Regions from separate parts of the Homo sapiens genome. Here region 2 is linked to region 1. The links are chromatin loops, found by intact Hi-C in ENCODE. Cell type or tissue: CD14-positive monocyte. All regions are shown on one strand. Each heading gives the region's core, and the rest is flanking DNA. Links, peaks and the distances in the headings are about the cores only. Region 1 has its middle 140 kb from the start of LINC03062. Region 2 overlaps GADD45G (growth arrest and DNA damage inducible gamma).

Region 1 (15,489 bases), core at 4,220-12,219:
ATTCGGTCACTTGATTCCTACGAGCTACGACCCACCAGTGCAAGCCGCCCATTGTACAAGAGGCTGGCCACAGCCACAGGGCCCTGACAAAAGGGCGCATCATCACTTCCCTTAGTGCTGACATCAGTGAAACAAAATTCGTACTCTGTCAACCTCTGCTCTTCAAAGCAATCAAAGACAAGTTCTGAAAAGTGAAACATCTCAAAAATATGATGAGGTCACTGCTCAGCATATTCTGTTTAGTCCAAGTTAGAGGCAAAAACATTCAGGGGACTGTTCAGGGCATAGTATATAATGCCCCTCAACAACCCACTTTAATTACTGCTATCCCCAGTTTACAGATAAGAAAACTGAGACTTAGGTCAACTAAGTTGTGCTCAAGCTTACACGGCTGGGAAGAGTTGGAAGAGGAAACTACTCAAATTTCTAGCTCTAGACATCCAGCTTACGTATTACCGTTCATACATTAAGGGCCCTCTCAGTTAATACAAATAGTCTTATTTAAAATAACTGTTTATTCTATGACATTAAATTTTTCTCTAAACTTATTCAAGCATCAAAGAGTAGATTTCTTCTTGGCTTAATCCTGGTGGCCTGAGGAATTCTGCTTTATTATGAGTAAGTTCCTTCTCTTAATGTGCTAAAGGGTTTCCATGCTGAAGGGGCAGGATGAATGATGCTGTAATCTCAGCCTTGTAGGGCAGAGATTCATTCCATGGGCTACTAATTATGTATAGTATCACTCCCTAGCCTATGGGAGTGATTCTAACATGATAAGCATTATAGAAAACATATTTGGATCTTAGTTCTGGGAGTCCCTGTGAGATTCCTTAAGGAGGAATGGCTTGGTTTATTGGGAAAAGACATCCTTTTCAAAGGAACATTCAGCTTGAGGCGCACACATAGGACATCTGATAGGGGAGGGCCTCATGCCCTTCTGTGGCCACATTCTGCAGCCTGCCCAGCCCTGTTGCTCGGTCTGGAGATATAAGTCCTCACCAAATACCTCAAATCCTGGTTCTCTAGCCGCTTCCACTCCCAGCGAGGACTACCCAAACATCATACTGGAATCCCCTTGTGCGCCATGCTTCCAGCCCTTGTCTCCTTCCTAACATGGACTGCTCTGGTTATTTGGAGAGATTTCATTCTGATTTTGCCTATAAATTTCCATGTTTAAAAGACATGGGTGGGTAGATAAGATGGTTCATTAGTCTCAGTTGCTTTTCCTTTTCTGGATGTTATGGGTATTCAAACTGGCTGGGTTGAGCAATCGTAGGTATAGCTTTATTGAAATTTGTGCTCAAATTTTTACTAGGTTTAAAAAACATAGTCATGCAGGGCCCTGTCTCGCCCGATGTAGGGGTTACAAGGAAGCCTTGGGTGAGTCCATGGCAGGCCTAGATGAGAGGCCGCAGAGGGGAGTGGGCAATGTTGCAGCCTCTAGACTGTGGCTTTATGACAAAGGGAAGTCAAGTTTCAAGATTCCAGGCATGAAAGCAGGGGTACAGCAGGGTGGGGGTGAAATCTTGTGGTGGCTTGCTATTTGCCAGAAACACAAGTGCCTTTGGGAAAGGGCTTCCCAGGGTTGGGCAGAGTCCCAGGTGTGTGACCAGAAGAAAACTCCCACTTACAATGTGGAGCACGGTGTTGGCAAGATTGTTCCATTGGAACCAAAGAATCAAGGCTGAACCCCTTTGGATCTATTGGGAAAGTGTGGAGTCAGGACTCCCACCCGATTCTCTTCTGGTCACCCTGGAATCCAGCCCAGGGAATCCTGCTCTGGAGGCCCCTCCAGCTCTTGCAGATCAGTCACTCCTCATTCCTAGCACCCCCGGGGCCTGGACCGCGTCCTTCCTTAAGGGGCAGTCTTCCACCTGGCCCTCTGCTCCCACAAGGAAGCTGCCGCAGGTCCCCCAAACTGCCAGCTTCCACACAGAGGGTGCAGCCAGGTCCCAGAGGGACTCCCCCTGCCCAGTATCTGAATTCCAGTGAACACCAGCAACCCAGTCTGAGATGCTCACTGGGGCCAATGAAGCCAGTTGCAGGAATGCAGTCATGAAATGGTCTGGGGAAGAGGCGAGCAACATGAGCCCTGGGTTCACAGCTCACTGTAGCCTCAAGCTCCTGGGCTCAAGTCATCCTCCCATTTCAGTACATGGGACTACAGGCATGTACTGCCATGCCCAGCTAATTTTTAATGCAACTTTTTTTGGTAGAAATGGGGTCTCACTATGTTGCCCAGGGTGGTCTCAAACTCCTAGCCTCAAGCAATCCTCCTGTGCTGAGATTATAGGTGTAAACCATCACAGCTGGCCCTGACTTTTCTTAACCTCTTTCACCTTCTGTCTGGTCATGAGTACAAGAATAATAGCAGTGCCTTCTCAAGGGTGCTAAAAGCTAGAGCATGTTTCCCAGGGGTGCCCTCCTGGAAGGGTATCATGATGCTTACGGTCTGGCTCACAAGGAGGCATCTTTCAGGCTGAGACTGCCAACTGTTCTTTCTTCCCTCCCCTCCCACCCGGTACCGGATCCGACTGAGAAGCCAGTCCCTTGCACAGACCTGACTGCGACTCCTTCCTGTCACCATCATTGTCTGGGACTTGTGATCTCAGGGGAGTCAAGCTGCTCGTGAGCTGCTCCTTTGCAATGCATGAGACTGATCTGCCTCCCTGCTCCCCAGGAGCTATGCTCAAGGATATCCCAGCTCCCAGAGCTATCCCCAAGTTGCTGGAAACAGCCCACAACCACAGCCTGCATGGGACCTGCACCACCATGCCAGGCAGCATGGCGGCTCTGGTAGTCAGGTACTCACTCAGAAACAATGTCCTTCAGACACGGGGGTTTCTGAAACCGATCCAATCATAAGGCTGCATTTGAAAGGAGCAGAGGAGTTGCAGGTCTCTTGTAGCTCTTCAAGGTCATGTGGTCTGCCTCTACTTGGAGTCCAGAGACCCGATTCTCCCTCTGTGCATAGGACTCAGTCCCCAGGACTGTGTCTCTGCATTAATGTGTATGTGTGTGTGTGTGTGTGTGTGTGTGTGTGTGTGTGTGTGTGTGTGTGTGTAGGTAGTTGTAAGGTCAGCCTCACTCCCTACTAGAAATCTGCTGACCCCTGCCCACAGACAGCAGCCATCACTCGGCCGGCACAATGTGCAGGAAAGGGCTGGTGATGAGACCCCGCAGCTCAACCTGGGCTGAGGGTAGGCTGCAGCTTCCCCAGGACACAGGCTGTTGCTGAGTCCTGGCTTTCCTCTTAGGAAACCATAGGTGTGAGGTTGACTCCTCAGGGAATAAGCCAATACCAAGTGGAGAAGCGAGGATGTGTGGCCAACCAGCTGGTGATTCTGTGGGGCAAGGGGGCAGATGGGGGAGCTGGACCCCGCACCCACACGTGCAGTTTCCAGAACTTATGTGGCACCAGCACTTGCAGGGAGAGGGGATTTCTGTGCAATGGAATGAGCCAAAGTTGAGTCCCAGAGCCCCAGAGTTCTTGCTCTCCAAGTACTTTGAAAAGGAACCAAGCATCTGGAAACTATGAAAAATTACAAGTGGTCCAAGTGCGGGGTGCAATTTTGGGCAACCGATGCCCAGGAGATGGGTTTGACACATGGGACTTGCAGAAAAAGAATCCACCCTGGTGAGCCCCTTGGCCTGCGGTGCCCAACATAGGTGGTCATCATCACGGCGGGCCCCTGTTCTGTTTTCCACGTTGCAATCAAGCTCTGGACAACGCATGGAGGGCTTACCCTGGTGATGGAGAGGAACAGAACGCTCACAACCTTGACTGCATGATGAGAGACAGGAGCAGGGCAGGGAGCAGAGAGCCAGGGGCTCTCTCCTCAGTTCCTGGAGTGGGAGTAAGGGGATGCTGGAAGAAAAACCCAGATAAGGGAATTTAAATATAGTGTTTACTTTAAAAAGAACAAAAATAACAAAGCCACTAATACTTAAGAATAAGAGCCACAGGCTCATTTTCTCTCGTCATCCAGCCTGGTTGTCTCCTTCCCACCTTCAGCTGTCAGCTCACTCTCCATCAGGGACTCTGTTTCAATGTCTCCTCATCCCCCATGGCAGCCTACCTAAGTTCCATGTCAGCTGTTTATTAGTTGACGGTTTGCCACAGGCCTGGCTCCTCCAGAATGCAGAGACGTCAGCTCCTTTTTTGAGAGCCTTTTCCAGAGCTTGGACAGTGCCTGGTTCCTAGTTGGTGTATTCCATGCTCTTCCCTATGACTTCTTTGTGTGTGTCTTGTGCTTGTGTCTGCAGCTGCGTCTTTCTCCATTTACCTCCCCTAGGATGTGTTCACTGTATTCAATGAGCCTTGTGCCCCGCACACCAGCCTGGCCCCCTTCTGCCTGGGGTGTTTTCAGCTGGCATATCTCCTGACCTAATGAGCTCCTTCTAGCTTGCCCGTCTTAGCATAGGCATCACTGCTTCTGAAGTGGGGATGTCTTTGATCCTGGCAGGGCAGGCAGACCTCTTAGTTGTGCTGTGACATCCTAGAGTGCCATGCATGGTGGGGGGACTTCAGAACAGATGCATGGGCCCCACCCCTGGGTTTCTGGGCCAGGTGCAGCTAGACAAGCTGGGCATGCTCTCTGCAGGGCCACCCAGCTCGGGCTGCCCTTCTGCATCGCAGCGCAAGAGAGAGAACAGCTTTGCCAGAGAGCAGAAGGAGCCTGAGTTTTCACACTGAATGGTCATACCGTGGATGTCTATTTTCCTGGGAGTTGCTGGGATTGCCAGCTCTGGGCCCTGGGGGTGTTGGGGACATTAAGGACTCTGAGGTTCCATCTCCAGCTACTCGGAGAGGGTTCCTTGTGTCATTCATCAGGCAGCTTGCTTATCTTATCCCTCTTTTAGCAATTGTCATACTGCATTAAAGTTAGTTTGCTGGTCTCTCTATTAGCCTGGATGATTTTGCGGTTCTGGACTCTGTTTTATTGACCATTATGTCTCCAGCACCTCAGAAAGCTTTCTGTGATTGGAGTCTTTGAATGAGGCTGTGAGTGGATGACGAGCCTCTGAACCGACGCGGGCGGGAGGGGGCTGCTGGCCAACTCACTCACCGGGCCACCTTTACTGTCTGTTTACTGTCTGTTTACTTTAAAAGAATGCCTTGGTGGTCTGAAAACCTTCCTAAGTGCCAAATGAGAGCATCTCAAAGCTGGCAGAGCCCCTGGGTGTTATCAGGGTGGAGAATCACGTTCCTTTCATTCTCTGATGGGAGCGTGCATGTGTGTGCGTATGCCCATCACCCTCCACTGGCTTCACTCATGATCGCAGATAAGGGGAAAACACTTACCTCGGACTTTGGATTGAAACCAGATCAGGAGGCTTAGTCACCCCAAACGCAACCTTAGAAAGCATGAAGTTAATATGAAACATCGGCCCGTGTAACGTAGCAAAACCTCCCCTGTGAATGAGTTTTAAACTTTTTTTTTTTTTTTTTAACATCCTGAATGTTTTTGAGCACATGCTGCTGCCTTCTTAGCTGTTTGTTGGGTGGGTGGTAGAGCCAAGGCAACAGGGGGACTGTTGATTTGAGCACAGCAGAAGCGGGCTCTGAACGGCCTCCCGCTTATTGCCATGAAAGCTTCAGCCAGTCCCGCTTGCCTGCCTTGTGCACAGAGCAGAGCAGTGCAGCCCCTGGGTTAATGCAGGAAAGAGCAGCTCTGACCCGGGAGGCATTTCTCTCCACGCTGCCATAAACCTAAGACTCTCTTTAAGTTGTCCAAGATCAAGGGCTGCTTCTGATGAAGAGGGAGCAGAGGTCTGTAGTAGCCAGTGCCTTTAACCAGTAGCAGTGATGGCCAGGGCGTCTCCCAGGGGAAGGGACAGCGTGGCTACAAAGGCCCACCAGGAAGAAAGGCCCCATTTGCCAGTTGGCTGAAGAGATCCAGCCTACTTCCTCTAGATTCAGGATTTAAAAAGGGTGTGTGATTTTGTTCTCTGTTGGGAGAAAATGACTTAGAGATACTTCAAACTGTGTTTAGTCGGAAGATACACTGAGTTAAAAACAGTTAATTAAACTTCAATTGTGTGTGTGTGTTTTTAAGCCGTGTAATTGCTTCATGCACTCGCTCACTTTTCAACTTAAAACTCCAAGTATTTTAGAAATGAACTTCATTGTTCTTAAATTTTGAATGAGGCTATTTTCTTCACTTAAGAGTGTCTGCCTTCACTAGTCAGCCAGGCTTCTTCCAGTGCAAATGGGCTGATTTCTGCAATGTGGATCTTAACAGAAACTTACCAGAACCGCCTTACATCTGCTAAATGATTTATTTGGAAAACATATGTGTTAGTCATTACAAAGATGTGGATGAGATCCGGTTGCCAAATAACGAGTATCGTGTACATGAAGGATTCTCATCCGATGGGGATGACTCAAAGTACTGCTTCTTGTAATATATTAAATGTCTAAATACTTAATACAAAGACAGCCAGAGAATATCAAAAAACATCACAGCCAGCACATGACAGTATCTGCCTGGCACTCTTTGCAGAAGGCAGCCACACTCTCCACTACCCCACCAAGGCCACTCGCCTGCCCACCATTGGATTGGAAGTGTAGGGCTTGGTTCAGCCAGGAAGGTTCTCTCAGTCCCAGGTGTCTGAAAGGAGAGGTAACCAGGAGTAACTTAACTAACCAAATTGCTAGAGATTAGTCATGCTTGATCTAAGGCTTCATGAAAAAACATCCCACAGGGAGACTCTGGTGGGGTTTAAGCAGCACAAGAATGCTTCTATTTCCACATAAAATTTCGACAATATGTCTGTTTCAAATCAAACCCTGGTTGGGGGTGAGGAAATCTGCAGACAGAAATAGCCAATCTCTTTGCCTCAGCACCAAGAAATGGCAATGACCATCCTTTTCTTTATTCTCTGTGCAGAACTTTTCTGGAATATTCTGGGCCTTCCTTCTACAGCTCAGCCATAAGGAATTGGAAAGACTGAGCAAGGCATTTGTCCTGGAGTAGGTCTGTGTGTCCTTTTTATTTTCAAACATTCGTACTTCAGTCCACTAGAGCCACCTTCCCTAATCATGAAAGAGTCCTAGAAGCCAGTCCTGCACACTCCTGTGGGATTTTCCTGGTCCACATCTTTGATTTAGGACTGTGCAAAGCAAACCTGAGAAGTTCAAGCAAACCTGAGAAGTTCAACTACGCATTTCCTGAATCGGGAGAGGGAAACAAGAAATTCATCATTTTGAGAGTGAATGACTTAAATATCACTGCTTTTAGAAAATTCAAGAGCAATCTTATTTACCCTAAAAGCTGTTTGTAGATTGTCAAAATGTACATTTAGAAATACCACAGGCTGGGTGCAGTGGCTCATGCCTGTAATCCCAGCACTTTGGGAGGCTGAGGCGGGTGGATCACCTGACGTCAGGAGTTCGAGACCAGCCTGGCCAACATGGTGAAACCCTGTCTCTACTAAAAATACAAAAATTAGTTGGGTGTGGTGGCACCTGCCTGTAATCCCAGCTACTCGGGAGGCTGAGGCAGGAGAATTGTTTGAACCCGGGAGGCAGAGGTTGCAGTGAGCCGAGATCACACCATTGCACTCCAGCCTGGGCCACAGAGTGAGACTCCATCTCAAAGAAAAAAAAAAGTACCACAGAATTAAGTAGAAATGTCTATAGTAGAATGAATTTTCTGAGAAACGAATTGAGGTTTATGTTCCTGCTACTGCAGGGTCTCCCTTCTAAGAGAGTGAAAGGTAACGTCTCTTTCCCACTAAGGAGGGGCAGGGGAGTCTGTGTCCGTGCTCTGGGCTCCTTTGCCCAAAAAGCAACTAACGGCTTGTTGTGTTTAGGGCTGAACAGAAAGAGAGGTTGCCAGGAATCTAGGGAAAGACCCTACACAGAATTTGGAAGAGCTCCAGGAGGCCAGCCAATTCTGACTTGCTGGCTAGCTTACCGGGAGAACTGGGGTGCTGCTGCTTTGAAGGGAAACAGAGTGTGGCTTCTTGCTCATTTCCCTGGACAGTGTAAGCATCAAACAACTCAAGGGATGGGGAAGGAACCATGAGATGTGACTGATGCTGGTCTTCTCACTTAGTACATGGGGGCTTGGGGACGATCTGATTTGCCTTAGAAAAGATATGGTATTTCTTTTCATGTCAGTAGGCTCAATGGCTTACTTGGATGTTTCAGCTAATGCATGCATTCAATAAATGCATCCTGTAGCCAAACTTTCTTGTTCACTGATAAATGACTTCAGTTCCCCAGAGGAAGGGCAGGGAAAGGAAGAGGGAGAGGAGCCACTGCCCCGTATCCACACTTCTTTTCTTCTCTGGGAACAGAGCCTGGTGTCATTCCATGTGGCCATGTGCCCATGAAGGGGTGGCATTTCCGAGCCTCCTTGCCACCAGCCAGGCCCGATGAGAAAGATGACTTTAAGAGAGGGCACATTACCTTTTCCTTCTTTCCCTCCTTCTGTCTTCCGATGGGAAAAGAGCTCAGCGGTCAGGCACTGCAGGAGCACCCTGGGAACATGAGGCAAGCAGAGAGGCCTGGGCTTTGGGAGAGGCGAGTACAGGGTGAAAGTCTGGGACCTTGGTCCTCATGGCATTGCTACAGCAGCTCTCCTTGGGAGGGAAATGCACCTTCACCCTGAGACTGTCTAAAAACCAAGCTTGGCTGATATTTGGAGGATCCTAGGCCAGGCGAGCGGAGCAGCTGAGTCACACCCTGTATGATGTGTCTGCAAATAGATCTGGGTCAAAATGAAATACCCCCTTGCCTGGCTCAGAGAGAGGCAATGGACTGTGTGAACTCACTGCTTCCCTCCATCTGGGCACAGTGGTTGCTGAAAAGAGGAAGTCACAGCCTGGGAGAGTTGGGTGGCACAGACAATTCTCGAGTTTTGAAAGCTATTGGCCTCAATGAGCCCCGTGCTCCATGGGAATAAAGGGCACAAGATCCTCCAACCCCATTTTGCATTTCCATGTTAAAAGGTGTGTGAATTCAGTGCAAAGAGATGTAGTTATTTCCCTGTATGTAGTCAGCGGTTTCTCTGAGCTAAGCCTGCCTTTCCTGCAGAGGACAGAATGGCATCCATTAAGACATGTGATTTATAGGGCATTGTTTTCTATCCCCAAAGGACACTGCTGTATTTTCTGCCTTTGCCCTCTTCCTTCTCTCCTGCTTCTCACCTTTTCATCTTTCCACAGTCTCACTGTGTTGTAGTAACACCTTACAACTGCCTTGGCCCCAGAGCCCTTGCCCCTGGGCCCCTCTGGGCTGCCTCCCAAGCACCATGGTCATCTCTGGATCCGTGACCATGTGTGTGATGTGTCGGTTTGCATCATTTATCTTGAAATGGAACACCCCCTTGGGCTTACATTGATAGCCTCAATGCCTCCCTGAACAGGGCATTCTTCCAGACCCTTTGAAAGAACAGGTGAGTCTCCTTGATCTGTGAGTCTTGTATCATTCCAGAATTTCTTTGATCCTCAAAGCAGCTCTTAGGCCCGCCAGCTGGGAGGCTGATGGGCAGATGCTGGGGTCCCTGATACCTTCCCGGGACAACTTCAAGTCTGGGACTCTAAGGAAAAAGGGCCACTTCCAAGCTGTAGGTTCATTGTACCATTATCAGCAGAGTTATAGCACTGATAAAACAATAGTAATAGTGGCCTCTAGCCTGTGAGGGCATTGCAATGCAGCCCTTGCTATAGCTCCAGGCCCAAGGAATTTCCTAGATGACCACAAGCCTGCACAGCACTAGTAAGAGATGCATCACAAGCTAGGTGCGGTGGCTCAGTCCTGTAATCCCAGCACTTTGGGAGGCCAAGGTGGGTGGATCACCTGAGGTCAGGAGTTCGAGACCAGCCTGACTAACATGGAGAACTCTTGTCTCTACTAAAAATATAAAACTAGCCAGGCATGGTGGCGCATGCCTGTAATCCCAGCTATTGAGGAGGCAGGAAAATCGCTTGAACCCGGGAGGCAGAGGTTGTGGTGAGCCGAGATTGTGCCACTGCCCTATAGCCTGGGCAACAAGAGCAAAACTCCATCTCAAAAAAAAAAAAAAAAAAAAAAAAAAAAGGAAGGAGAGAGATACATCGCTAGTAGGAAGGACTTTTCTTCCTCCTCCTGCCCTTTCTCTCCTCCTCTTGAAAGGTCTTGAGACAGGTAACATATTAACACATCAAAGTTAGGCCATAGGAAGCAGCCACCCTTCCTAGCTGAAGACCTGTTTGTTTAGCAGATGGCCCCAAATGGAAAGTATCCACCTAAAGTTGACTTCAGTGCTGAAAAACTCAGGGTGGGAATGGGGGTGGTAGGAGCATGTTGAGACGGTCTCTTGGAAGTAGAGAAGAGAGGAGGCTGGAGGCAGAAGGGACACCCAACTGCCCACTGGAGAAAAATTTTATCCTGATTATTTGATGGGAAAGAATAAAGCCAGGTAGGTCTCACTTGTTCATCCTGTGCACAGGTGGGATGGGCTTGAAATCTAATTTCTGGTAGTGAGCCCTACCTTCAGCCTTTCCAAATGCTGTTTCAGAAGAAGGGGGTACAAACTTCTCCTAACAATTTTTGGGAAAGCCAAGGAGAGAGTTTATATTACTCATCAACAATAGCACCTCGTAAAGATTGTGGTTAAATACTTCTATTTCTTTCTTTATTTTATTTTATTTATTTATTTCTGAGACGGAGTCTCTCTCTGTCACCCAGGCTGGAGTGTGGTGGCACAATCTCGGCTTACTGCAACCTCCGCCTCTCGAGTTCAAGTGATTCTCCTTGCCTCAGCCTCTCGAGTAGCTGGGATTACAGGCACCCGCCACCATACCTGGCTAATTTTTGTATTTTCAGTAGAGACGAGGTTTCACTATGTTGGCCAGGCTGGAGATGAGAAAAAGAATAGATAATTCATCCTGATTTGAGATGGGCCACGTCCAGTGCACTTAGGGGCTCAGAATTTGTCCTGTAAATCAGCGTTTCTCAAACTGAGCTGTGTGGAATACTGGAGACCACCCATGGATCTACTCTCAGAAATCTGTGTGCTCTTTCCCATTTTTAATACTGGTGATATTTTAAAATGAAATATTACAAGTCTATTCTGGATCATCTGGAGAGCCAGCTCAGACCAAGGGGACAGAGACCACACTCGCTTGATTCCAGTGCCATAGGCATTTTGTATGGAGGATTGCTTCCACACCAAAGAAGGCACAGTGATGTCATAAAGAGGTTTCACAGTAGTTTGAAAGGAGAAGAGGAGGGTGAAAATAAAGTCGTCACCTTGAACAAGGTAATCAAGCTGTCGGCATCCATAGAACTCGTCTCATTTGTGTCATGTCGCAGTCTCGTTGTGAATGGATGCTCTTGGCACAGCCCGTCTTGTTACTTCAATGGTTTATTAGCAGAAAGTGTTGGAGAAACTATTGAATAATTTTTTATTTTACTTGCAGAATTAATTATCTTAGAAATCTAATGTAGATTTAAGTAACAGCAAAACAGCTATTGTATTTTCAAGTGAACAAGTCAACTTGACTAATTTATCAAGTAACATTCCAATAAAAGTGATTTTTGAGGATGGGTGGCTGGCATTTTTGGTTAACTATGAGATGTGATTGTTGAAAACTAATGAACAAAGCCTTCAAGAGCTTATTATTCTTTCATTTACCAAGCATTCTTAATGGTATTATTATTAACAAATAAAGCTAAACATTAAATATAGAATTGGACCTGAAGCCACATTTTTATCCTTATTATCAGTCATTTAGTTAGAGTAAACAACATCATTATTCACATTAAATAAATGACTTTAATATGATATTATTGGTTTTATAGTTTGTATTTGTATGAAATTATATTTGCTTTTATAGCTAAGTAAGAGTATAAGAATAATGTGCTTATATACAGTTTTCATTTGAATGTAAATACAAATAAGAATAACACTAATCATGTGATATAATTTGAGGCAACACTAAAGATTTAAGAACATTATTTTTTCTCTTAAAAGGAGTATGCACATTTATGAGATTTGCAAGCAAGCAAGGGAGAAACACTGACTTTTAATTAGAGGTGTTTTAATGCATGGCCATATTTTTGTTAGCGATGGGACTTTGATGACAGTGTGGAAAACTCATTGGGAGGGAAGTTGGAATATGGGAGGCTATGAGGCTGGTTCAGTGGTGGAGCGAGCAGGAGAGCTGGCATTTCTGCAACTGGATAAAATATACTTGTGGCTGGCTGGGCATGAGCTGATGCTGAGGTGAGAGTTTATAGTGGTGGAGATTTTGGAATTTGTGCAACTTTCTGGGTAATTATACAATTAACCAGGATTGAGAATGCAAAATGTGGCACACATTAGATAAAAGTTACCAAGTATTGGCTGGGTGTGGTGGCTCACGCCTGTAATCCCAGCACTTTGGGAGGCAGAGATGGATGGATCAGTTGAGGTCAGGAGTTTGAGACCAGCCTGGCCAACATGGTGAAGCCCCATCTTTACTAACAATACAAAAATTAGCTGGGCATGGTGATGCATGCCTGTAGTCCCAGCTACTTGGGAGGCTGAGGTGGGAAAATCACTTGAACTTGGGAGTCGGAGGTTGCAGTGAGCCAAGATCACGCCACTGTACTCCCACCTGGGTAAGAGAGTAAGACTCCATCTCAAAACAAAACAAAACAAAAGTTACCAAGTATAGTTTGTACGTCTGCAAATTTTGTTCTTCTAGTAAATACACAACACCCCCACCACACACACGTACCTCAAATATCTCCTATTTGAGAAGGCAAAGAGAAAAAGGACCTATGAGGGACAGAATGGATGAATGCAAGGTGCCTCTCAGGTCTAACATTCTATATGTGGATCTCTGATGTTGAAATGACATTAGAAACTATTTCTCCTTTTGATAATTTGCATAAAGAGTGTAGTATATTTTCTCTAAGATTATTTCTCGAATTAGTACTTTAAAAACTTTCATAGTCAAAAGACAGCAATAGGGCAATTGTGGTTCGTTAAGATGGAGAAAACACACTCTACTCTTTCTCGCCCACAAAATACAGCTAAAATCTTGGAGAGAATCCATGGGACAACTATTTGAGGAGTCTGAAAGGTAAATGGTGCGGCTCTCTAAAGAGTCTGAAAAGCAAAGGGTAGCAGGCATACTGGGAAAGAAAATCAGATGGTTTGAAGTATGATAAATCTAGTGGTGAGTTTCTTGTTTTGTTTTGTTTTTTTTCTACCAGCATACACCCCAGGGCAGCATGGGTCCTGGAATAATGCACTGGGCAAGAACAGGAAGAGCTTCAAAGAAAGGATTGACTTTCTGGCCTGAGGAGTAGAAAGGAGCAGAGAGAGTGGAAGACATCCTTTGTCCCCCAAGGAAACTCATGCCTGCAGCTGCAGCTGTCACAGTGGTGACAGTGGATTTGGGTAGGCACCCAAAACTCTGAGGAAGGAGAATCTTTTTCATCAGAGGAATATGTCTGAAGAGTGTGGTGGAATCTCTGTTGCATTTTTTTTTGTCTCTGTAGCCTCCTGCTGCTTGACTCTGCACATATACACACTTGCAGTAAGTGTATAGCAGAACCAGGAAACTAAACTGCTCAGATTTCTAGGCAGAGGGCCAAGAAAGCAGATCCCTGGACGCAAAAGAGTGAGGAGGAACTCCAGAAAGGGGAAGCTCAAGAAAGTGACCCACCAATTGTATATGAACTCTTGGGCTTGCTCCAAGCTGAGTATGCATGGATCTGACCCCAAACAGCATGCTAAAGGTTTTGAGAACTATGGAGTAGACCACTTCCTGGGATTCAGTCTTTGTAATGAGTGGTGCACACATAAAACTGATCTAAAGAACAATGGAAAGTCTTTGAAAACTAAACTGACATTAGAACCATAGCTTATACAAAGCATATTAGAACATACATCTTGAAATCACATTCATTAGCTGCCCACAAAAGCAAAAAGCAAAACCCCAACATTCTTCATACGTTGTATGAAGGCTCATAACTTTATAACAATATTCAAAATGTTCAGCATACAGCCCCAAATTACTCAACATAAGGAAAACCAGGGAAGCCTGACAAATTCTCATTGGGAGGAACAATGAACGTACACCAAACCCAAGATATCCAGATGTTTGAATGATCAGAGACATTTAAAGTAGCCATTATAACATGCTTCAAGAAGAAGAGCAAACATTCTTGGAAGAAGCAAAAATATAAAGAGTCTTACAGAAAAACAGAAGGTATAAAAAAGAGAACAAATTGGAAATTTTAGAACTGAAAAATACAATAACAGAAATTTTAAAAATCCATTGATGGACTCAATAGCAAAAGAGATGATAGAGGAGTTGATTTGAAGATAGAACAATAGAAATTATGCTTTATAAACAACAGAGAATAAAATAAGAGCCTCAGAGAACTGTGGAGCAAGGTTAAAAGGTTTACTATTTATGCCAGAGTCCCAAATGGACAGAAGAAAAATGCCCCATAGACTTCTTTTTTCATTTGATGAAATCATAGGTAAAAACATCCAATTTTGGTGAAAGACATAAACATACAAATTCAAGAAATGGAGCAAACCTTAAACAGGACAAAATAAGGAAATCCACTCCCAGATACATCATAATCAAACTTTAAATCTAAAGATAAAAAAAATTGAGAGAAGCCAAAGAAAAACAACACATTATATATGAGGGAAAAACTATCAGAAAGATTGCAAACTTTTTATCAGACCAGAAGGTAATGGAATAACATTTTTAAAGTTACTGAAAGGAAAAAAAAAGCCTGTCAACTCAGAGTATTATATCCGACAAAATTATTCTTCAGAAATAAAGGCAAAATAAAGACATTGTCAGGTGAAGAAAAACTAAGAGAGTTTGTTAACAGCAGACTTTCTCTGAAACAACCTGTTGACATTTGAGATTGGATAATGCCTTATTGTGGTGGGCTGCTCCATACAGTATAGGATGGTTAGCAGCATCCTTCTCACCAAGTTGTGACAATAAAAAATGTCTGCAGACATTGCACTTTGGAGGCAAAATGGCACTCAATTGAGAATCACTTCCTTGAAAGAAATATAAAGGTACTTGTTCTGTTGGAAGGGAAATGATGACAGAGGGAAGCATGGAACTTTAGAAATAAAAAAGAAGGGTCATAAAATCATAAACATCCAAGTCAATACAGTAGTCTATTTTAAATTCTTATTAAGTTCTTAAGTCTATTTAAGTTCTATTTTTAGTAGAATATTTTAAGTTCTTTAGAATATGTATAATGGCTGAAAGTAAAAGCTTTAACATTGTCTGATGAGAGTTTTCAGTGGCTATAGATACATGTGACAACTACAGTGGAAAGTGGGGAGGGTATGAGGAAGTATGTGGTGATGAGATTTCTGCATTTCCACTCTAAGTGGTAAAATATTAATCCTAAGTGGACTATGAACAATTGGCATGCATATTGTAATCCCTAGAGCAACCACCAACAACTATAGGAGGAGATACAGTCCAAAACCCAATAGATAAGTTAATTATGATTGA
Region 2 (15,489 bases), core at 4,966-12,965, 170 kb before region 1:
GGCTGCTCGCCCAGGAAGGCCTAGGCTAGGACGTTGGCCTCAGGGCCAGGAAGGACAGACTGGCCGGGCAGGCGTGACTCAGCAGCCTGCGCTCGGCAGGAAGGAGCGGCGCCCTGGACTTGGTACAGTTGCAGGAGCGTGAAGGACTTAGCCGACTGCGCTGCTTTTTCAAAACGGATCCGGGCAATGCTTCGTTTTCTAAAGGATGCTGCTGTTGAAGCTTTGAATTTTACAATAAACTTTTTGAAACAAACTTATGCTCTTTATTGAGGGTAGGGGATCTTTGTGTCGGGGGAGGTGGCGTGCAGGGTTTCAGAGGATTGCTGGAACTCCGTGGAACTGATGGCACCTGTTCCGTCTTCCTGTCGGGCAAGAATGACAGGCTCCTCCCCTCTGGCAGAGGGAGGGCATGCTGCCCAGTGCTAGGGTAGAACTTGAGCCTGGCTCCTACTTTTCTCCTTTTAGGAAGATTTTAAACTTGCAAAACAGGAGCATACTTGAGATAAGACAGTGCAGCAGCTGAAGTCTTGCCTTCCAAGGCGATAACAGTGACCTGTGCCTCCCCTCCCCCTCCTCGGCCCTCCTCCCCCTCCCTCCTACAGCTGCTTATCTGAACAGCTTGCAGGAGGCCTCAGGCTTTCCTGCACAATGAGCATTGCCTTCTGCAGGCCCTGCCCTTTGTGGTCCCTGAGGATGGTGGCAGACTGCTCCTGCTCTTGGGGACTTTTTCCTCTTAAATGCTCTGACACAAAGCAATGCTACAAAGGTACTAATACCAAATATGACATTGATGACTGCATTTAAGTATGAGTCATTACTTTGTCATGGCTGTGATAGAACTTGGAAGATCTGAGAAAAAATTGGAAGGCAGCATCTATATAAATAGGCATGAGCAATTCTGAGGGGGCCTGGCATCTGCTATCTACTATTTTCAGTGTTCTCTGCCCACATCAGAGTTACGAGGATTGCTGCTATTCACAATTCCGTTTAAAGACTCATAGGAAAAAAAAATTAAATATTTTAAGCCAAGACTTTCTTTAAAAAGGAACTAGGGGGAAATGTCCTGATCGAATCAATCTTTTTTATGAGACCAATATGCCTTGAGTTCGTTCTGTGTCTAACTAGCTGCTTTCAGCAGGGGAAATACATGTGGGACCCTTGTGCTGTCAGCTAGACTGCCAAGCAGGCTGAGCCTTCTGGGCAAAGGAGGCATGATGTGCTGTCTTCAGTGCTTGGGGTGGCTGATTTACCTCATTGAGTGCCACGTCCTAAAATTCCGTCCAAATTACGGGAGGATTCTTGAGGCAACAGGAAAACTGTACTGAATTACTCTTCTTGTAATGAAAGCGTCCTTGTTTTCCATTTATCAGCTCCTAAAAACATCTACTCCTCAATGGGACAGAAGCCTAGATAAAAAATTCAGTTGTATTTGTGCCCAATTTTCATTACTATTTTACCTATTTGCTGCTTGAAATCTTAAGGTTTTCTTATTGAGGTAGTCTTGGGGTGGGCCTGTCTACCAGTCTGCGTTCCAGCAAAATGACCAGAACATGCTATTGTAAACACAAAGTGGACTTGATTACTTTAAAATGAACCCTTAAATGAGTAAATTCAGCAGAACATTGCACAGAGCAGGTAGGCAGACCCTCCTGTTGGCCAAGCGACACTTGTAGAACATGAGGTTGTAAGCCCTTGGTTTTTTGATTAGAGCTTGCTATGAGGCCACCTGTTGGAACCCCAAAGGGCTAGGAGAATTTTCAGGTGAATAAATGCATGATGGGACACAGTGCCATGCCCAAAAGTTGTGCTAAACTTTTTCTTTTTTTTTTTTTTTGATGAACAGGTGTTTAATGCTATTAACATGAACTAACTCAGAGGGCAGATAATAAAATGTCCAGTGTTTATAAACACATAATTGCATTTAGTACTTCCAACAACCCTATATGATAATGCATATATAAGCCCTCAGTGCGTGGTAATTATCACTACATATGTGTTGGGGGTGACCCATAAAGACGAGCACAATGCCTGGCATCTAGAAAGCACTGAATGAATGTTAATGACAATAATACTTAAAAGCTAACGAAGACATTTGTCCCAGACCACAGAACTCCAAGTGAACTAGTGGGTTTTGGACTAGCCGTCTGGTTTCAGGACCAACACGTTGCTGCCATGAACTTCCGGGTGCTGGAGCACTTGCGGCAGGCTTATTTTGGAAAGAAGGCTATTTTCATTAGATAACTTTCTACCTTTATAAGTTATATGTATTCATTGCAGAAAAATTGTAAAATACATCAACATTAAAGAAATAAGTAAAAGTGCCTGTAACTGACCATCAGCAAGTTTTGATGTATTAATATTTCCTTCTGAACTTCTATTTTTCCTCTTACATATTCTGTAACACACACAAGCACACCCAACAGTTTTTAAGCTGCATTTGGCTTAGTCTGCATTGGATTTAGTTACCGTCTCCTTTTCCTTAACATGCTATTACAGCTCCCATATATCCACATGACCTTGGGACAGGGCTTGTCTCTGCTTTAGCAGGCTCCAGTGCCTGGGTGAAAATACACATTCCAGCCTGGGATCCAGCTGGGGCATCTTCTTTACCTTGCAGCCCTCACTGAACTGGAAACATGACTGCCGTTTGCAGGATTTTAGGTATCACATGTCTAAAACAAACCTTTGCCACCCCCAGAGCAATGAAAGTAAAGCATTCTTATTTTTAATTTTTTTAAGTTTTGCATATGGTCACTGTAAAAATTGGCACTGGCAAAGCACCTGTTGTGAAGATGAAATGGATACAGAATGACAACAGGAGCAGCTTGGAGAGTCAGGCATTCCTTGCCCACACCCAGCATTGCCCACATAGGGAGCTGAGGTCTCCTTGTTCCTCTCCTGGCAAGATGATAGGACAAAATGATCTCTGAGATTTATTTTATTTTTAAGGGCTCTAATTCTCTGTGTTATATATTTTATTAAACCATTAGCCTCAGAAGTACAATGCGTATTGGTTTTGAAGCCACTTCAGAAAAAATAAAAAATGAATTTTTCAGAGGAAAAGCAAGGATGTTGGCAAACAAACCAAGGCGTGTAGGGTCAGCTCAGTAAACAGATACCCAATTTTGCTTTTTTGAGATTCTTGTGTTTTTCAGTTGCTTTTCTAAGATGCCAACCCCTGTACTCCTCATTTGAGTATGCCCTCCAAAATGTCAAAAGTGTATTGTCTTTCCACGGTCACAAAGGAGAGACTTTATGACTTAACTGGGGGCAATGAGACATGATCCTGCGTGGTGCACCTGAGCTGCTGCAAGCGGCCGCCAGAGGAGTGGCTAAGTTCGTGTGCAGGGCCAGCTGGAAGCCTCGGGGTGCCTGGAATGACTACACGGCTTTGAATTCTGTCCTAGCGCAAACTTATATTTGGTTTTTAGGTCTAGCTCAAACTTCCCTTTATCAACTAGAATAAAATTGCCAAATAATTTCACTCCCTTCATCAACTAATAGTGTGTGAGTAAAGTTCATCCACACAGGGTGGCAGAGTCTAGATACTGGGAGCTGGTGGCTGCACCAACAAGATGCATGGCTTCTTGCCCACTGATGCAGCAGAGGCCTTTAAAACCTCTGTGAGCTCCTCATGCTGGGTAAGACAGGCACTGCCTTGGGCTGCTGGGCTTCAAGGGTAGGACATAGGCTGTCCACCATGTGGTTCAAGCGTTCATTCATTCATCCCCTCATTAATTCAGCTGGCATTTCCTGAGCACATGTGCTGTGCCAGGCACAGTGCTAGGCATGGCCTCCCCACTGATCCTTGCCTGCCTGGAAGGTCCTGACAGCATTGAGTTGAGCCCATGGCTTCGCATTCCCAAGCCCATCCGTCTCTTATTCATCCTGCCTAGAAAACACGGTGAGGACAGGAATGAGAAAGGTGAGTGTGGGGACACCATTTCCCATACCAATTGCTAATTTTATGAGACTCTCATTGGCCAACTAAAAAATATGTCACAGTTGGCATTCCATTACCTTTTTGCATCAAAAACACCCTCGGCTTCTTTCCTTCTCACCATCTCCCTTTTCTTTCTATTTCTTCGATTTTTCTCCAGTCCAAGACTTCCCAAGCTGTGACTTGTGCTTCCCTCCTGAGCACTGCTAGTGGCTTCCAAAGACTGCTTTCCAATTCTACTTCCCTCCCTGCAACCTTCTCTTCTTCTTCCTTTTTTTGCCTCCACCTCCACCTCCACCTCTGCTCTTCCCTCTCGTCCATTTTCTCCCACATCCTTCCCTTCCTCCTCCTTTCTTTCCCCCTTCCCCCTCCACCTTCACTTCCATTTTGGAGCTCCTGCTGTGAACCAGGCCCTGGGGACTCAGACGAGAAACGAGCAGCCTCTGCTCCCAGGAGCTGGGCCTGGCGCCAGCTCTCTGGCCTGGCCTGGGGCTCTCTCCAGTTCCCTTCCATCCACTCAGTGTCCCAGATCCATCCCCTCAAACTTGCTAGGCCCTGACCCTGTGTGGAGGTCCAGCGGACACCTTGTCTGATTGAGCCCAAAGTCAGTCTCTGCCCAGGGCCCGGCCTGGTGCAAAGAGCCATGCACACCCGCATGCTTATTCCATGCCCTTCCCTGGGGGCCAAGGTCCTGATCTTTGAGGTGGGCTTGTGGATGGATGACTGGGCTATGAGGTGGGCTATGATGACAGTGATGAGGAGGTGAAGTTTCCCGGTGAAGAGAGTATCACACCCTGTGCAAACATGGGTGGGCTCCACATATCCCAGTGTGCCCAGGGTGCAGCGCTCTGTCTCCTAGGTTTCTCCATGCTCTGTCCATGCTCTGCTTCTGCCCCTTCCATCCCTGTCCTCAGGGTCCAGCTCTTTACTGTCACCTACCTGAGTCCCCTACTTTTAGGGATGCCAGTATAGGCTTGGGGGTAGCAGGAAGGCTCCTGGTCAGAGGAGCCCCTGCTATAGTGGAGATCATGTGACTCCTTTGGGTCTGGCCCAATCTGCATCTGTGTCCTGGGCCGTGGCTGGAGGGAGCTCACCTGGGCTTCCTTTTCCATTTTCCTGACTCTCCCTAAATCACTCAGTACATCTGACAGAGTCCAGAAGCTTGTTCATCTTGGGTGGAAGGGAAGAGAGTCTGGGGGCTGGGTAGCTTGCTGGGGAGGGTGGAGATGCAAGGGTGGGTGAGGATGAGGGCCACCTGCCACCATCCCTGAGACCATGATCAGGCAAGTGGTGCAGGCAGAAGGCTTGTGGATGACTGTGCAAGCCTGAAAGCACAGCCTGATAACAATCAATAAGACAATTGTCCCGCAAGACTCCCCTCTGAGCTTCAGAATAGAACAGTGTTTCTGGGAGAACAGAGTGGGCTGAGTCCTCCTTAGCTCTTTGTCGCATGGAGGAAAATGCATTAGAATTGACATCTTAGAAGTGGCATCTTCCTAGGAAATACAACCCGACCAAAATGGGTGGAAGAAGGTGCTGTGGAAAGGAGACAGCCTGCGTGTTTTCTATGCCTCTCGTGGAGTACAGGCTCATCCAGCAGAGCTGCCTTCAGAGCAGAAAGAAGGGATGGGTGACCCTTTGAGACTGAGCTGATGGTGTCAGGCTGCAAATCAGTGAAGGTCACATGAAGTGTTGTTTGCTATTGGGGAGCACGGGATTCCACAAAACCTGCCAGAGATGAGCAATTTTCTTTTTATAGAAGTTCAGTAAATGTCTCAGAAGGACCCCTGCAAAGTCCCCGAGTCCCTTTCCCATCCAGATCCAGCACAAGCAACTCCCTCTGAGTACAGCCCATGGGGAGCTGCTCAGACTTGCCCCTGCTGCTGTCCACCTGCTTCTCACCTGGATGCGCAGTGACTGACAGATGAAACTGTCTTACTTATCTTAGTGATATGTCAGCTGATATCTCATCAGAAGGCAGAATTCTACCACAAACCTCCAACCACTGCCTCCTGGTGTTATTCCCACAGTTGTGGGATTAAGGAATGTTGCAGATGTAATTAAGGTTACTAATCAGATGACCTGAAAACAGAGAGATGTTCTGTATGGGCCAAACCTAATACATGAATATGTTAAAAGCAGAGACTGGCTGGTTGGGGAAGCAGAGCCAGAGACTTTGCAGATTTTGGAAGAATTGGACACACCATTGCTGGCTTTGAAGAGGGAGGGGCTCATAGAGCAAGATTTGAGGGTGGCCTCTAGAAACTGAGAGTGGTGCTTGGCTGACAGCTAGCAAGAGAATGGGGACCTGATTCCTACAGATGCATGGAACTGAATTCTGTCAACGACATGGATGAGCTGGAAGCAAACTCTTCCCCAGAGCCTTAGAGATGACCGCAGTCTGGCTGACAGCTTGGTTCAAGCCTTGTGAGACCCTGAGCAGAAAAGTGAGTTGAGCCTGCCTGACTTCAGATCCATGGAACTGTGAGCCCATAAATAGCGAATGTTTTAAACTGCTGAGTTTGCGCTAATTTGTTACTCAGCAATAGGGAACGAATACATCCCAGGAACATCAGGGTCTCCTCCTTCCCTCCCCCTACCTCTCATGCTTCGATTGGGTCTACCTGGACCTCATCTTACAGCTTTTGTACTCCTGTCCTGCACCACCTCCCCAACTCTCGCCTCTCCCTGTGTCCCACAGGGCTTCTCCCTCTCTCCAGACATATCATGCCCTTTCATACCCCGGGGCCTTGGACGTGCTGGTCCAGCTGCGTGAACTGCATGTTTTCTTGAACGGCGACTCTGCTTGCAGGTGGAATGCATGGAGTGCACGGGCGTCTGCCTAGAGAGGAGATGTGGGGGCTGGGCATGGAGGTAGCCGAGGAGTCAGCCTGCGGGCCCTGGGCCCTACCAGAGCTGGGTTCCACCTTAGCATTTAAGGAGGTGGCCTATACAGAGCAGGTGGCAGTGTCGGGACAGGGGGCTCCTTCCAAGGTCACCATGGGATTGGTGGGCAGGCCTGTGCCTGTGGTCCAGTCTCTGGCTCTGATTGGAGCACGCTCATTCCTACAGAACATTGGCAACCCTCTATCGCTCACCTGCAGCTGGGGATTAAAAGACCCAAGGGCCACTGACTGGGCCACTGAATCACTGATTTTCATCCCCAAATCTTTTCCCTTATATGAAATTTCCCAAGTGCTGTCAAATCACAGATTCTTAGTGTTGGAGGGAAGCTTAGTTATTCTTCATTTCACAGGCAAAGAAATGGGCTCAGAGAGGTGAGTCCATAGTTGCAGTGAGGTCCAGGTCTCCTCATCAGGTCTGGGCTTTGTTGACCCAGGGCCTTTTGGTCCAAAGTTGAAACAAAGGCCTTTTAGCATCCCCTCTGGGCTGCTATCCGATGCCTAGATGATGGGCCAAACACAAGCAGGATAGCTATGGAATTCACGGTTCTCCAGAGAAGGAAGCAGATGGGAAAGTGAGACCTGCCTCGCCTAATTTTCTTGTACTACAGTCTTTTGGTTAAAGCATCTCTCATTTTGTTATTGTTGCTTGTGGCTTCCCATTATGAGGAGTTGACGCGTTTGTCTGTCTGTCTAGCCTCTGGATGTGGGACAGGCAGATCAATGAGATCCAGGAAAAGTTTGTGTCTTGCTGTGTGAAAGCTGAGGCTGACCGAACAAAGTCACTCAGTTATGGGAACACTTGTTAAAAGGATGTCAAAGCTTTTATTTTCCCCCCTCAAAGTGGGTCTCTTGTCCTATAACCACTGACCATCTTGATCTCATACCGAGCCATTGATGTGGTTTTACTTCACCTCCAGGGGAGGTGGGATTTGCTACTGAGTTTCATGATTCATTTTTCAGCTTTCAGAGTTTGCTTTGGTTTGAGGTTTACATGCCTGTCAGTGATGAAACATGGTCATTAGAATTGATTCCGATTTTTGACACTTGCGTTATCCCTACCCTGCAATGGTGGATTGGGGTCACTCATTTACAGCCTATCTTCTGCAAGTGGGAAAATTCAAGAGAATAATTAAAATGTGTTGCGTTTTCACTATGACAAAGTTCAGACAAATAGAATTCTAAGGAACAACAGTGAAACAACAGTAAAAAGCAAAATTGAAAGGAAAGGAACAGCTACACTCTGGAGAAAGTATCCTCTTTTGCAGCAAGATTAAATTTCCCTAGAGTGATTCACGGCAGCAAAGCAATTCATGGAACTCCCGCGTTGAGCAAGAATTTGATGCTAACATTCCAGGAAGGAGGCTGCAACTGCAGGTTAGGCTCAGCTATCATAAGACCAGTTAAAACCATGGTGTCTTGACATGTCTGCAAATCACTCAAGCCCTGCAAGGCCGAAACAATGACCAAGATAAAGTCCAGGGAGTTGGTAGGTGGCCCACATGTCACCAAATGATCCACTTGGGCTGACTGAGGGTTTGAGGTCCTGCCAGGCTGTGTGGATGCCCACAGTCCCCATGCAGGGGAGGGTGAGTGAGTTTCTGCTTTCACCGTCATGAGCAGGGGCAAGCAGCTGTTCTCCTTCTATGTGGCCCCTAGGCCCCTGGGTATGCTCAGTCTCTCCAAGAGCTTGGAGAAGACTCAGGAGAAACAACTGCCCACCCAGAGGGGCTGCAGGAGCTGGGGGTCCCTCGGCGGCAGCATTCTCTGCTGGGGAAGGAGCTTAGCCATCTGGAGCTGCCTGTCCATGCTGGGTTCCCTGGCCTTGATCTTGATTATGTTGATAGAGAAGCAGACCACCCCACAACTGGGAAGCCCATTCCAAGGCAAATGGGCCATTCCACTTTCAGAGCTCCCCAAGGGGGCCCCGGCAGCTAAAGTGAGGCCTGAGCAGAACTTGCTGGCTTCCTCTGGTCACCAGACTCCTGCAGTGCCCATATGAGGTCAACAGTGTGGCATGAGGCCCAAATGATATCAGGTAGGGGTTACAGGGATTAAACTAGGAGCCCAGGGGTACACCCCCAGCTGCGTCCTCCAAGGGACTATCATCATAGGCACTTCTCAGTGGTCACTGCAGGCTCAGAGGACAGCTGCTGAAGCCCACTAGATGAGGCCATGTGCCATAGTCTGAATATGTCCTCTAAAATATATGTGTTGGAAATATAATCCCCAGTGTAATGGTGTTGGGAGGTGGGCCTAATGGGAAGAGTTTAGGGCATGAGGGCTCTGCCCTGGTGAAAGGATTAGTGCCCTATAAAAGAGCTTGATGGAGGGAGTTTGGTTCTTTTTCATCCCTCTATTCCTCTTGCCATGTGAGGATGCAGTGTTCCTGGCCCCAGAAAATGCAGCAAAGAGGTGCCATTTTGGAAGCAGAGAGCAGCCCTCACCAGACATTGAACCTGCTGGTGCCCTGATCTTGGATTTCCAGCCTCCAGAACTTCCAAAAAAATTTCTATTTTTTTAAATAAATTACCCAGTCTCAGGTATTTGGTTATATCAGAACAAACAGATGTACACACTGTGCTTAGTGTTTAGGGGCTTGAGTGTCCTGGGGGACAGGCCAGGTGGGGGTGATGGACTGGGGCAGAGCTTTAAAAGTGAAGCAGAACTCAGGCAGGTGGAGCTCTTGCACAGAATTGAGGACAGTCACTGCCCTGGGGACATCTTCTAGGTTTGCTCCCGGTCACCCCCTCAGTCCTGTCCTAAGGCTGGGTCTGCAGGGAGCCCACGCTTGGAGAGCAGATGCTGGGCTTGCTTGTGTTGCCTTTGCTTTTCCCAGCTCAGGGGCCTGGGCTCACACTCTTGCAGTAGGAGAGATTCAAGGACCCAAGGGTACACTTTTTCTGTGGGTGAATGGAGAGGGAGAGAGGGAAGGTGTGTGTGTGTGTGGAAGGAGAGAGAGAGAGAGAGAAAGAGGTTCTCAGAGCCTAAGCAGGAGTAGGATGGCCCACGGTGGAGAGCATGGTAGCCCAGGGAGTGGGGTCTGTGTTAGATGTGGGCTGCCCGTGGGGGGAGGGTGGGCTTCTAACAGTCCCAATGTGTCTGAGACGCGTAGGGCCCTGGGGTGACCTGGCAGTATCTGTTGACCTGAAGGTCGGGACAGGAATTGCTCAGCTTCTTGAGGGAATTCGGCACTTCTCTCTGTGTCCCTCTGCATAACAAATCACCCCCACACACATATTGGGATGTTTCTCAGCTCCGGTGACCAGCTGGCCTGGGCTCGGCAATTCCCTTGCTCTACCTGAGGCTGCCCAAGGCTGCCTGGTGGTCATGTGGGAGCCGGACTGGCTGAGAGGCTCAGGAAGTGCCATGGAAGGCACAGGGTGGGGTTGTGAGGCTGGTCTTCGCCAGGAAGCTAGACATCCCTGCTGCTCCCTCCCCGTGGGGCCTGTCCACACGGTCTTGTCACGGGGTCTCTCTCCAGAGCGTCCTGCACAGGGATGTTCCACTCCCACTGCGTTTTGTGGGTGAGTGGGAGCCACTGGTCTGGGTTACCCAGGGGAGAAGACCACCTGAGAGCAGGGATCCTGGGAGGGTGGCCACGGGGCCATCTTTGGAGATTTGCTGTGACTCATTTTCCTGAATCAGGTGTGAGGCTCATTTAGCTTACATAACTCATTTCAAGGAGAAATTACTTCAAAGTACAAAATGTTATCGTCTATGCCATTGCAGTTTTGGGGAAGAGTTACTGCTCTTTGCTAGGAAAAGCCTTTAGAGGGTTTTTAGAGGCAATAGGAATTGCCGAGATGAATTCCAAGGCAGAGATACTCATGAATAAGGGTTAATTCAGCAACTTAGTGAGGGCACATTATCAGCCCCTGGACCCTCCACTGGCACCTGACGGTACCAGGCTCCGCACAAGAACACTGCTGCCTGCACACTGTGGTGTCTGCCTCCTCTTGTAACTGGGCCTGCACTCCCCACCTTCTTCTCAGAGCTGATGGGGACAAGGCTGTGTCTCGGCACATCCTCCACCCAGTCTCAGCTGCCTGCTTCCTGGGAAGTAAGCCCCCAGGGACTCGATTTCCCTGTGCCCCCACCCCATCAGATATTCTCCACTTCATCTGAAACATCTGGAAGGTGGGAACATCTGTTATACCATAGGGTGGGTAGACGTGTTGTGGAAGTTCTTTTTGCAAAGAGGAGCTTCTCAGCAGGGCCAGGGGACCCTCACTCACCTCCAGGGAGTAAATCAGCTGGGTGGGGTGGAGTGGGGGGTGGGCCTGGTGCCTGTGAGGAAGGGCTTTCAAATCAAGTCCAGGCTTCCCCTGTTAACTCACCACTCTTCCCTTATCTGTGGGAAAAATAACAATATCATTTCATGCTATGATTTAAGTTTCAATAATGAAAATATCAATTAATACACTGAGCTCTAAACTCTGGAATCTAGCATAGAGGTCCAATTTCCACTCATCATTCTCCAACATGTGTCCCTCTTCCCCCATGCCTTCTATGTGTCCTGTCTGCGCCCAGGACTGCGTGTCCCAGGAAGACATGCCATGGGCCCCTGCCTGCTGGCTTCTCATTGGATTTGGCCAATGAGAGGTGTTGGTGGGAGATGAGAGGGCTGTGGGGAGGGAGGTAGGGGTGTGTCTTCCCTCTCACTCCTGCTTTCGGCTGAGTCCCCAGGGGTGCCTTGCCCCTCTGCACTTTACCTCCTGCCAGGAACCCCTGCCCCACGGCTCTGCTGTGCGTATCTTCTGCCCTCAGCCCTCAGCCCAAGGCTGGTGACAGTCCCCCGGTCCCCAGGAATACATCAGCTCCATCCTCTTGGCTCTCTGAGCCACCACACATCTGAGAATGTGAACCTTCCTTTCTCTGTGGGAACTTGGGGCGACACCTCCTTCTGCTTGGCCCTGGCTGGTGTGCACGCAGGAGGACTTGAGTGGAACCATGACCCTGAACAGGTCAGGCATGGGGCTGGCTTGCTCTTGGCAGAGCACTTGGCTTCAGTCCCACATACCTGTCCCTGCCTCTCCCACATCACTGGACAAAGCTAGGCTTGGGGTTGTGCCTAATCAGAAAGCAAAGCAGCACAACCCCCAGGTGCCTGGAAGGAGGGAAGCAGGAAGTTTATGAGTGGTGCCAGGACCCACACTGAGGCCTGGCTGCCAGTGACATGGGTGCCTGCTCAGACTCCTTTTGGCAACAGGTGTGCCCATCCCTCAGCCCCTGAGAACGTGGCTGCTAACCAATTCCTGCCCCTCCTTCTCTGCAGAGTTGCACACAGGGAGCCGTGGGGGCTTTCCCTCTCCAGACCCCAGCCAAAGACCAGCGGGCAAAGGAGATGGGAAAGGCCAGCCTGCTGCCTCCAAGTGGGACCAGCTCTAGGTACACTTCACACTCCAGAGCCCCTGGGGGCCCAGGCCACCTCCTGGCCGAGCTTTCCCTCCTCACACCGCTTCTCCTGAGAGCACCCCCATCCATCATCAGAACAGAAGTCCGCATCCCAGCCTCTGGGGAACCCAGCCTGAGGCAGGAACTGTTTCAGAGTCATGAAGCCAGCAACGAGAGAAGCCAAGACCAAAAGGGAAGCCTGTCTGACTTAAAATCCTGCCTTCTAGAAAGTAAATCTGCTGTGGTTTGACTGTGGCCTGCCCCTAATACATCTGTTGAAATCCTAACCCCCAAGGTGATGGTGTTAGGAGGTGGGGTCTTTGGGAGGTGATTAGGTCATAGGGGTGGGGCTCTCATGACTGGGATTAGTGCCCCTATAAAAGACACCCCAGAGAGACCCACTGCCCCTTCCACCACGTGGGGACACAGTGAGGAGGTACCGTGTATGTCAACAAGACATAAATGTTTGTTATTTATAAGCCACTCTGTATGTGGTATTCTGTGGTACCAGCCCAAATGAGCTAAGGCAAAATCCAATATCCCCAAATGAAAATAAGACTTATGGTGCATCTTGTGGTGTATATCATTTGTTCTGTGGGAGAGTGTGACACAGCCATAGAAGACCATGGTAAATAACAATGACTAAACCCATCACCACTGCTGGAGGAAGCAGGGACTGCACCAGCAGGGAGGAGGGCAGCATCTGTTTGCTGGGAGCTTTCCTTGAAGCTGGGGCTGGGTTGAATCCCATCCCCCACTAGCTGCATAACTTAGTTCAAGCTGCTTCCCTCTGGAAGGCAGGCCTTGTCTCATCAGATGCTTGTGAGACAAAGATATAAAATATGCCAAGGCAGGCGGATCATGAGGTCAGGAGTTTGAGATGAGCCTGACCAACATAGTGAAACCCCAACTCTACTAAAAATCCAAAAATTAGCCAGGTGTGATGGCATATGCCTGTAGTCCCAGATACTCAGGAAGCTGAGGCAGGAGAATCGCTTGAATCTGGGAGGTGGAGGTTGCAGTGAGCTGAGACCATGCCATTGCACTCCAGCCTGGGTGACACAGCAAGACTCTGTCTCAAAAAAAAAAAAAAAAAGTGCTCAGAACAATGACTGCACAAGGGAAGGTGCAGTGAATGCTGGCCAGTGTTGCCTAGCTTCTGTACGGGGTTTTTAAGGGAAGGGAATTCTCCCTTTCTCCAAAGGAGTACAACTGAAGTGTTAGGGAGCCCCTGCTAAGTACCCCCTCTATCAAGAGTTGAGGTGTTGGGCACTAAATAACAAGCTATAAAAGCCACATGAGCCCCAAGGCTCAGGCCACCTGCAAGGAGTGGTTCCCTGCAGCCAGCCAAGCTGCTCTCCAGACCAGAGAGAGCTTTCCTTCCCTGCAGGGGTGCTGGAAGGTGCCTTTCACTGCAGCATGGCAGCTTCACTGGGTGAGACCAGGGCCAACTGTGGCCAGGGATGAGGCCAGGCCAGTCTGCCAGGGATTCCTTCAAGGACTGGGGAAGAACTTGCCAGAGAGAAAGCCAGGGCACTCTGAGGTAGGCCAGCTTCCCTAGGGGATGCGCTGGCTGGCTTCCTCCAGGCTCTGGCTGGCTGCTCCTTGACTTCAGGGTCTCCTTGGGTTTGGGAAGAGCAGCCTGTCTTGGTCTCTAACTTGCCTGTCAGTCCCCTGGGATCTCCTGCACACTCAGGAGGGCAATTTTTCCAAAAACGCTTCTGGGGACAGTTCTGCTGGTTCACTGAGAACACTATGGGCATCGAGAGGACAGAGGAGCCCTCCACTCCATGGGGTGGATTTGCATTTCCACCCAGGTAGAGCTCTGTGGAGAAATTTCTGGCTCAATGGGGGCCAAGCCTGAACCGACATTGAACTTGAACGGGAGCTCGAGCTCCAGTTCCAGGCTGATCCTGGGATAGGGGGCTGTCCTCTGCTGATTGATCACATGCAGCATCAGAGAAACGGGAGGAGTGCTGTGCCACCACACGATGAGACAGGACGCTGTCCTACCTTGGCCCTTATTGGTCACGGGGCCAGAGCTCTGGGCTAGGAGCCAACGTGGGGCTGGGGACTGCATTTTGAATTCCTGATCTTCCCAGCTTTCCAGCTGTGACTTCAGACTTTTTGGTACCTCTCTGAGCTTTAATGTCCACATTTTTAAGACGTCTGACCTCACATAGTACCTGTGTGCTCAGAGGTGCTTAATGCACTAATTGACTCGGGATCTGACCTTGGGGCAGGTTGCTGGCCTTCCCTCTCTCAGTGCTCAATATCTTCAGAGATGGCCAGACGCCTCTCTGCTTGTGAACTGCGGATTAAAGCCAATGGGCTCTTAAAGTCTCTCCCAGTTGTAGGACACCAATTTCCCCAGGTTCCATAATCACCTGTTCTGTTAGCTGCTTCCTCCCACACATGCACACACACACACGCACACACACAGGCACATGTGCCCATAGTGCATACCTGTCTATTGTGAAGCGCAATCGTTCAATCTTGTTGGACTCCCCAGCTATTACATTAGGTCAGCAGCGTTGGCTTTACCAACCTCAGATAGTCAAGGATGAGTGAAAAGTAAAGAGCTACTTTGCCCCTGCAGAGAGTGGCGAAGGTGCTGGTGAGGAGGGCCAGCATGCCGTGCTCAATGGCCTGCAACAGCAGACAGCCCTGTGAGCCTCCCAAATGGGCCTGGCAGCTCGTTCTTAAAGAGTGAGTACTAGAAAATAAAGACAGTGATTCTCTTGATGTTTTTCATTCTCCCGGGTTCTTGAGGCCACCCGAGGGTCTGTGGGGATGTCTGGGTGTTACCAGTGCAGGTGGGCTCTGCCTTTTTGCTCTGGTTTTGACATTGTCACCATCCAGCCATGTGCTGGATGAGGCTGTGGCCTCTTTTGCTTGCTTCTGCTCCTTTCCATGGAGGCTGACATCTGTCTCATAAACATGAAAGGAGAAGGCCCTATTTCAAAGCTGAATGATACTTTTTGCCTTTTTCTACAGGGTAAAATTGAACAAAATCATTTTTTCTACAAGCGTCCTCTCTCCTTAGCATTTGCCCTATTTATTTATTTTTTCAGGGCTGCAAATTACTTCAAATAAACAAGGTAGCACAGAAAAAACAATGGCCAGAACCCTTGGTTTCTATTAAACAATCATGTTATGGGAACATTGCACCTTGTGGAATCCCCGGGTGAGGTGATGGACAAGCAGCCGGTGCACAGTATGTTCTGTTCTGAGCTGGAAGTTGGTTGC

The links. Hi-C counts contacts between places; a loop is a spot of excess contacts. Peaks named below come from ENCODE experiments on the same cell type or tissue, not always from the same donor. Only the 100,000 strongest peaks of a DNase experiment are listed, where the experiment ranks them.
Region 2: it touches region 1 in a loop (2.5-fold over the local background); 5 of 110 quality-filtered maps call a loop at or near these places.

Annotation. Positions count from the first base shown.
Region 1 is chr9:89,773,281-89,788,769 of GRCh38, forward strand. No RefSeq gene overlaps it. Among named protein-coding and RNA genes, the nearest start is that of LINC03062, 140 kb to the left of the region's middle. In CD14-positive monocyte, for the core only: no CTCF peak of the experiment used is centred there; a DNase peak (open chromatin) is centred at 8,761; H3K27me3 peaks cover 660 bases.
Region 2 is chr9:89,606,303-89,621,791 of GRCh38, forward strand. It overlaps GADD45G (growth arrest and DNA damage inducible gamma), which reads left to right. Exons shown (of 4, transcript NM_006705.4): 4 at 1-253. Among named protein-coding and RNA genes, the nearest start is that of GADD45G, 9.0 kb to the left of the region's middle. RefSeq lists enhancers at 5,043-5,591, 8,123-8,664. In CD14-positive monocyte, for the core only: no CTCF peak of the experiment used is centred there; no DNase peak of the experiment used is centred there.